3 separate regions of the Homo sapiens genome follow, and all the other regions are linked to region 3. The links are chromatin contacts, found by Hi-C in ENCODE. All regions are on one chromosome and are shown on one strand. The core of a region is the stretch at or near the end of the contact, and the rest is flanking DNA. Distances in the headings are between cores, read along the strand shown.

Region 1 (2,712 bases), core at 158-2,657, 3.7 Mb before region 3:
CTCTTTCCCTAGGAAAATCTCTCTCCAAGTTTGAGTGACTTTTGTCTGTTAATTCCCTTCCTCCTAGGGTTATGGGTTTTATTAAACAATGCACTTATCTCAGTTGAAATGAGGACAACCTGCACAGCAACATCCACGTTGTAATACGTGGAGGTAATGACAACCAGGTCTGTACTGCCACCCGGTCAACGAGAGTTTATAAGATGCATCTTGATTTCACAGATGTTAAAATGTGGGGAAAAACATGGCTTAGCATCTGTGAAATACATAATGTCATGGTGCTTCGATCAATGTATAGTGGATTTTCTATAATTCCAAAGTTGGGATGTGGAAAAAACTTGCCTTAAAAGAAATCCGTACTTTTTGGTATGTTAAATCTAAGGGAGGTTATAAATCGAACAGTTGCAGGAGCCCAACTTTAAAGTGAGAGAAAGATGTAGTGGGGGAAGAAGGAGCTGAGAAATACAGAAAGAATAAAAACAATGGACGCAAAAGCAATAGGCAAGTTTTTTTGTTGTTGTTCTTTAAAGGGACAAAATCACAAGCTTACTAAAAAGGGTAACGACAATTACAGCTACAGCCAAAGAGCAAAGTAGCTCATTTTAAGATTATTTTTACATTAGACATAAGCTTTGCAACAGGGCCTCTCTCCATTTTAGTAAAATTGGTTTAGGTGTTTCAGAACCTTCTTATCGCAGATTATAATTTCATATTCAGTAGTGTGATTCATTTAGGTTTGTGATCTCCGTTACACTTAAACTGTTTTTGCTCACAACTATATTCGTAATGGGGTAGCGCAGTGAATATAATTGCATGACCTAATGTTGTTTGTTAATATTTGTAACCCTTTAATGTGCAGGATAGATCTTTGAATACCTAACTTCCTTAAGCCTCAGTTTTCTCAATTTGTCAAAGGGGGACAATAATAGGATTCATTCAGAGTTACTCTGAAATGAAATGCAATAATGTATAGAAACCTTAAACGGTGCCTAGCACAGAGCAAGCGCTCATTGAACAGCAGCTTTTGTGAGATGCACCTCACTATGAAATAGGCATGGAAACGGAAACGACTAGCTCTCTTAGCCCCGTTTTCTTTTCTACATTCATACGTTGCTTTGAATTGGCAAGCAGTTTTTATTTGGACCCTCAAACGCTAAAACCTTGGTCTCTACTTCGCGTCCCAACTGTGCTTATGAGTCTAGTCATTTTTGTTGGAACGCGATAGATTTCCCAAGCTCCGGAGTGGGGCCCTGACCAGGGAGGAAGTGTCCGCTTTAAGAGCTTCTGGAGGGGAGGAAGGGGCTCCTCCGCCCGGGTGGGAGAGTGAGTGAGTGGGTGGGCGGGCAGGGGGCGGTCCCGCCGCTCCTGCGTCAGAAGGGGTCTGGTTTTCGCACCTTCCCTGACGTCAAACCTCCATCAGGGTTGCAACGCCACGTTGCCTTGGATGCCTGCGTGAGTGGAGTCGCGACTCGGGGCCCGCGTCCTGAGAGACGCGCTCCCGCGCCGCTTCTCGCCTCCGGACCGCAGGGGCCGAAGTCGCCTATTTCTGGCTCCGCGGGCAGCGGGGCCGTGGCGCTCGGACGGTCTGGGATTCGGGCGCCGCCGCGGAACCGGAATAAGAAGGGAGAGCGCCCGGCTCGGTCCTCGGTCTCCACCGCGGCCCGGAAGGAATCCGGGCAGCCTCCGCGGAGGTGAGTGCCGCGGCGGGGGCGGGGCGCGGCCGGGGCGACGCCCGCGGGCGGGGCCTGCTCGCCGGGCGCCCGGGGCGCCTTCTTCCCGAGGGACGCCAGGACCGCTCGCTGGGCTCCCGCGGCCGCCTCGCAGGTCCTCGGCTTCCCCCCACCCCGCGTCCCTTTCTGCCCCTGCTGCGTGAGAGGTGTCGGCGGCTCCGGGCCGGGATCGAGGTGGCGGGGCGAGGGAAGGAGGTGGGGCGCAGGCTGCATTGCGCTTCTGTCCGGGGCCCTGGGTCAGAGGGGCCGGCGGACGAGGCCTCGGGTCCGGGCTTGGGGAGGGGGCGGTCTGCGGGGTCGGATTGAGGGCCGGGAACCCGCGGAGTCTTGCCCCTGGGCACCTGTGGGGCCGAGATCCCGAGCCACCTGTCCACACACCCCCTTCCCCCAGTGCCCTGCGTTGGGTCCAGCTGGCCCCAGACCTAGGCCTTTCCCAGCCTCGGGCGATTATAGTTTATTTGAAAACGTTTGATTTTTGTGTTAATGATTCTTTTACTACCGCCGTGCAACAGTTGTGTAAATGTGGTCGTGTTACGCCATCGTTTTTACTTGCTCCTAAGAAGGGCCTTACCAGCTCCTGCGATTATCTCACGCGATGATTCTTGGTAGCTCGTGAAAAAAATGCATAACAAGATACTGGTTCTCAAGGGACCAAAACCCCACCCCCACCTAAAGGAAATAGCTTGTTTTTGTTTTTCTTTTTTACAGCAATATGCTACGTGTGGGGAGGGGGAGGGACGATGGAGGCAGCCTGTAGCGATCTCATCCTCGAGAGAATCTGCTAACAATTTGGGGGGTATCTTTCCTTCCTTTTTAATTAATACACAAACATATATACGTGTGTTACATAAGGGGTGTTTATTTGCTTTTTTCACTTAATACGTGGAAGACCTTTTCTCTATCGTTTGAACCTAAAGCCTAGAAGGCAAGAAAGCAACTCGTTAGAGAGTTGATAAAGTATCACTGCAGTGGCCAGTGATTT
Region 2 (3,139 bases), core at 325-2,824, 3.9 Mb before region 3:
GAAACTCCTACATCTGGGGACTGCTCCAGAAACCCTGCCTGATCCTGCCCCTCTCACTGACAGTCTCCTCGCTGCTCCCTACATCTTCCTCTCCGCCGGAGCTGTCCAGAAGGGGGATTTTGGACCCAAAGGAATCGGGATGAAAGGGGGTGGGTACTCAAGCTGAAAATAACACCCCCAGTTGGTGGGGTAAGGGCTAAAAAAGGCAATAGGGAAAGATTGTCCGGCAGAAACACCACCTGAGTTTACCTCCTCCTTCCCACCCCAAAAACCCAGTCACTAACTAATAAAGCTAAGAAAAGCCCCTTGCAAACTTTTCCAAACCGGAAGAGAAGGCCCTCTCCCCAACCTGGGGGGCTCTAGGGGGAAGGGGCTGGAGTTAGCAGCCCCGAATGGGCTCGCGGGGAGTTGGGTGGGGCGCGGGCGAGGGGTGCAGGGGCGGAGTACCTTCTTCAATGGACAGGAACTGGCAAAGAGTTTCAAAATAGCCGAGTGCGCTCCCCCACGCCCTGGGGGGTCCCGGGCGCTAGGACCAGGGCTCCCCGGAGAGACAGCGGCCCCCAGTTCGGGCCTAAAAGGAAACTTTCTGGGCCGCGGCTGCACCTGACTCCTCACCGCCCCTCCACCCGACCCCACGCCCGCCAGGCCGCCCGCCCCGCCCCGCCCCGGCCTGGCCGTCCGGAGCGCGGAGGAGGGGGATAAATAAATTCAACTCTTACCGGAATCTGGGGGCCGTCTGCGAGAGACCCGGGGGAAGGGGAGCCGGGCGCCCATTCCCCACTCCCCACTCCTAGGCCCTGACGCCCCTGTCCCGGCAGCCCGGGCCTGCCGCCCCGCGGGAAAGCCTCCGGGCCGGCGCGGGATTCGGCCCAGCAGCGCCGCCGTCCCACCCGGAGACCCCGGGGGACTCGAGGGGGCGCGCGGAGGCCCGGGGTGCGGGGGCAGGGCGCGGCTGCCGTGGGGCCTACCGGCCCGAGGCCTACCGGCGCCCCCCCCTCCCGCCGCACACCCCCACCTGGCCCGCGCAGGCCGCTCCGCTCGCCCCACTCCGGCTCCGGCTGGACCCCTGCCCGCCCGCCGTCGCCGCCCGCGGGCGCCCCGGAGGCCCTCAGGCCCCCGGCCTCCACCACCCGGGCGCCGGCCCCACTCACCCTTTCATTCTCCGCCCGGGGCCTGGCGTGGGCCGGCGAATCCCCGGCCTCACGTAAGCGCGCTCGCCGCCCGCCCAGCCTGCGCGGCCCAGCCCGCCGCCCTACGGGAGCCCGGGGATGTGGGCCGGGCCTGGGGCCGCCTCTGCTTACCTTTCAGCTGCTTTTTTTTTTCTCCTTCCCCCCTGTTCCCTCGGCTGGGCTGACAGATCAGAGTGAGAGGCGCTGGCAATGGACTAGGAAGCTCGGCTGCCGCTGCTACTGCTCCCCCCTGGGCTCCGGCGAGAGCCTTTCCCTGTCAAGCAAGAGGGGTGAGGATCATATTTTTATTTTGGAAACTAAAAAGTGCTCCCAGGGTCGGTGATTATTAAGGGGAAATCCCTGAATATACTCTCCAGCCAAGAAGGCAGGGCTGCCGGGGCTGTACAAGAAGAGGCAGCAGCCTCCTACAGCACCACTACAGGCACTGCGAGGACATAACACCAGAGAGCTGCTCCTCTGCCCTCCGAAACGACAACTTTCCTACCATCTTGGAGGCAGAGCAAAGGGGGGCCAGGGGGAAAAGTGCACCCGCTCCCGATAAAGTACAAATTTTTACTTCTCATCTCTGGAAAAAAGTCCACACCGGCCGTCTACACCCGCGCCTGGGGGAGAAAGCAGGGAAGAAACGGGGGGTGCATGAGAAACGTTTTCATTTGCTCCAGGGGGAAAAATGTTTCTGCATCTTCTGATGGAAAGAAATCTTTACAAGACACAGGTTTTCCGGTGGTTATTGTTTTTTATTTTCTGTTTTTAATTTTTTTCATGTTAGTGACAGTGATATTTTAATATTTTTTTAAGCCAGTAATAATTTTTCTCCATTACAGGGCTAAGTTCTGTGGCTGGTGGTCAGTTTGTAAATTTATACTTAAAGAGACTTAATAGTAACTTCATTTATTTGTCTGGTTATGTTATTGTATATATAAATATTTATGTTTTCATATATTGCATATAAAAATTTGTGTTACATGTTACTCTCAGAACAGATTGCTGTAAGACAATTGTAAAAAAACATGTCTTTCGTCTGTTTCTCAAAGCAATGTAAATAAAACCTATGGACTGTCCAGAAAGGCATGATACAGTGTGTCATTTTCCACAGTGCAGATAAAGGCAGCTATCACTGGGGATTTAAAAACGGCCCCTGTTTCTGGAAATTCTGTTATGCTGCCCATACAGAAAGGATACAGTAAAACTGGAAAGAGATTTTAAAGACAGCCTTAGATTTTTCTTGAGGTAAAATAGCTTATTAAGAATTATATCCGGGCATTTAATTTTTTTATTTATTTAGATTCTTTAAACTCTAGCTAGATCTTTGGTGCATTACACATGTTGCTATCTGCTTTTTGTGTCACAGAATTGAGAAATGTGGCTATTTTTGTTAGTTATGTTAGTTCAGAACTTCCAATGTGCTGCCAGCCTGTATGATAGACTTTTTGTATATTGCAGTGGATGTCATGAATTTACTTTTTTAAATGAGCAAAGCTTACTAGATAAATGGGATCAGAGTTAAACAATGCTGTTAGCACAGAGGTGAGAGGGACAAAGGGTACCCATTTACATCGATTCCAATAGAACGCTTATTGGAGGATAAATTGCAGAGACATTTTTCTATTTTTGTGAAGAAAGAGAAAAATAATAGAAAAAGAACCGACTATCTTTGTATGTTCTACTGGGGATGATGATTTAAATCTTGTATTAAAAGTTATTTTTCTAACACATGTTGACTAACCTGGCAGGAATGAATTTGTTATATTAGTGCCCTGAATCAGTAGAATATTTAATTTCTTTGTAAAATTTATTACACAACATTTAGAAATAACTTCCAAATTTAGAAATTGTCCTGATTTAAAAGTGAGTTCATGTAATGCATATATCGGATATTTATTAGTTTCTAGCTGAACCTTATCTTTATCATATAACTTTGAATATAGTACTTACCTAAATATTCTGGA
Region 3 (2,721 bases), core at 212-2,711:
CCCTTAAGGATTGCTCTTGCTAAGTCCATTTATCCCCGCCAAGTGGTTTTACTTCTGTCTCTTTTCCTGACCCTAGGCACATTTAGCATCAGGATACTCATCCATTTCTGAACTGTGTGTGAACAGCACACAAACCTATCACAATTTGTGAATGAGCATTGGAGAGGTGTAGGGGCCAAGGGAAAACTTTCCCTTCACCCTCCAAAGGTTTGCTGAAAATCACTGACAGAAAGAAGATTAACAGGAGAAAAGGCATAAAAACTTATTTGATTATAGTTTTACCTGACACAGGAGCCTTCAGAATGAAGACCCAAAGGTACAGGGGTGATTACCCATTTTTATACTTAGGTTCAACAAAGTATAGACAGCCATGTAGAAATACGATTGGACAAAATAGGCGATCTAATGCTAATAGACTGACCTGGCCTTGGCCAGTCTAGTTTAGATTCCTGGCCTCTCTGTGCAGCATTCCCTCCTCCTGGATATGGGATAGAACCTTCTCTAGAAGAGGAGTTTTATAACCTACAGTTGAGATGGGTCAAATAATTTATGGCCAGTTTTTACACAGAAAGGTGGAGGAAAGTTAGAGTAATGCTTTTGGGTTTTGTGTCTGGCTTCAGGGAAAGGGGGTTCCGGTTTCAATGACTCTTCTTAGGGAAGATGGGCTCCAGTTTCTATGACCTGCCTCCTAGAATGAGACTGAGAAGAGAGCAGGGCAGGAAGTCAGAGAAACACTGTTGCGTCTGAGGCCTTCACTTTGGGCTATCATTTTCTGAGCCTCAACAGAGGGAAAAACAAAAAAGGTAAGGAGGAACTGCAAAGGCAGAAAAAGAGGGTAATATAATAATAACTACCATTTTGTACTGAGCACCAGGCATCCTGCTGGGCGCATTACCTGGCTTCACTCATTTAATACAACCCTAAAGCTGGGCACTGTCTTTACAGATGAGAAAACCGAAGTTAAGAAGTGATTTGCCAGGTCACCCAGCTAGTATCTGGCAGAGCCAGGGTTCCTCCAGCTCAAAAGAAGAGCTCTAGGAGAAATACGAGGAAGAAAGGTTTTTAATTGTTGTTTTAAAGGGCCAGCATAGGCGCTGGAGAGGAAAGAAAGGCATATGCAAAGGGTGGAGAAACAAAAAGTGATGTTAAGTCAAGAGCCGAGGAGAGGGAACTGCAGGAGAAGCAAAGTGAAAAAAGGTTAAGAAACGCCTTGAGTACTGCGAGGACGTTAAGATCCAAACAGCACAAGAAGGAAGGTCAAAATCAGGTGTACGAGGCCCGTGTGCCCCGCCCCGCCCCAGGCGGACGGCTGACAGCGCCCCACCCCAGGAGGAGGCGGGACTTCCTCACCGCAGAGTGGCTGCTTCCGGTAGAATCCGGAAGCCTGTACGGAGAAGGGGCGGGGCCAAAACTGCGCGCCCAATCGGGGTGACGCTCTAGCCTTGCCGGGGACTCGTGGGTAACTTGCTTTTGGGAGCCAGCGGTATGGCGTCGGGCTGCAAGATTGGCCCGTCCATCCTCAACAGCGACCTGGCCAATTTAGGGGCCGAGTGCCTCCGGATGCTAGACTCTGGGGCCGATTATCTGCACCTGGACGTAATGGACGGGTAACTCCTCCGGGCTCCGGTCGGGCTTGCCGCGCGGCGGGGCGGATCAGTGCACCTTTATTGACTGCTTGTTGGATGTACCGCGTCCCTGTACCACCGAGCGCCTCACTCTGAACGCGATGCTAGAAGGGGTGTGGGGTAGGAGCCCTGGAGGCTCTAGCAGGAGCAGAACCGACGCGGTATCCTGGGTTGCGGCCGGGTCCCAAACCTCAGTTCCTCCCCTCCCCCCACGTAACGTGTGGTCTTCCATCACTTAGGACCCGGAAGCGACCTAAATCTTTAGGACATTTCTTCACTTTCAGCTAGAGAAACTGAGGCCCAAGGGGAGAAGCATGACTTGCCCAAGCTCATATAGCTAGTTAGTGGCAAAGCTGGGGAAACAGACTTCTCTAACGATTTAAGTTGGCACCTGCGGTTAGGTTCCCGAGTTCTGCCACTTGCTGGGTTACCTTGGACAAGCCACTAACCTCATTGAGCTTCAGTTTCATAATTTGAAAAATGGAACTACTAACAGAACCTACCGCTTAGGCATCTTGGAAGATGAAATGAGCGAGTACATGAGAAGTTTACAGTGCCTGGCGTATATTAAGTTCTCTATAATTGTTAATTACATCATTATTACAATTCTGATTTTCCTGTCTATTTTCTCTTCAGGCACCCTGCTCTTCAGGGAGGTCAGTTTTTTGTAAGTAATTTTTAAGCACCGTAGTTACAGCACATAATATTGTTTGGAGTCAGGATATTAGTTTCTGAAGTTGGTTACAGAATGAGGAAACAACCCCAGAGAAAGCAGTAAGACTCCCTCAAGATTACAGAAGATTGTGACAGACTTGCAACTTGGCTCTTCCTAGGTTTGCCAAGTAGTTCTCTGAGCCCCACTGTTAACTGACTATAAAAATCATAAATACCATTATCTTGAGTGGGGATGGAAAAATAAATTTATTTTAAATAGGTAAAAACCCTGTGTTCCCTCATTCAGTTTGCAAATTGGTGTTATTTTCTAAAGGTGATGATTTCCTTTTCTTTTTAATGTTAATCTGGCTTTGAAGAGTTTTATCTTCCATTGCTCTATGTGGTTAAATGTATTGTTTCTCTTTGGCATTTTACCCAGTTA

What was found. A loop is a pair of places that touch in the nucleus more often than their neighbours do. Pooled maps may share reads with other maps.
Region 1: a pooled map shows a loop between it and region 3 (4-fold over the local background). The contact joins the promoter of ZDBF2 here to the promoter of RPE in region 3. A Hi-C loop is called at or near these places in 4 of 50 pooled maps.
Region 2: a pooled map shows a loop between it and region 3 (11-fold over the local background). The contact joins the promoter of INO80D here to the promoter of RPE in region 3. A Hi-C loop is called at or near these places in 8 of 50 pooled maps.

Annotation. Positions count from the first base shown.
Region 1 is chr2:206,273,256-206,275,967 of GRCh38, forward strand. It overlaps ZDBF2 (zinc finger DBF-type containing 2), which reads left to right and starts at 1,408. Exons shown (of 5, transcript NM_020923.3): 1 at 1,408-1,691. RefSeq lists silencers at 1,303-1,362, 1,643-2,102 and an enhancer at 1,766-2,265.
Region 2 is chr2:206,084,600-206,087,738 of GRCh38, forward strand. It overlaps INO80D (INO80 complex subunit D), which reads right to left and starts at 1,575. Exons shown (of 11, transcript NM_017759.5): 1 at 1,302-1,575. It overlaps INO80D-AS1 (INO80D antisense RNA 1), which reads left to right and starts at 56. Exons shown (of 2, transcript NR_186084.1): 1 at 56-149; 2 at 1,358-2,905. RefSeq lists silencers at 306-600, 502-551, 592-791, 812-981, 1,062-1,271 and enhancers at 1,322-1,611, 1,338-2,157, 1,662-1,711, 1,722-1,831.
Region 3 is chr2:210,001,177-210,003,897 of GRCh38, forward strand. It overlaps RPE (ribulose-5-phosphate-3-epimerase), which reads left to right and starts at 1,462. Exons shown (of 6, transcript NM_199229.3): 1 at 1,462-1,607. The coding sequence starts at 1,486. RefSeq lists enhancers at 1,471-1,520, 1,561-1,730.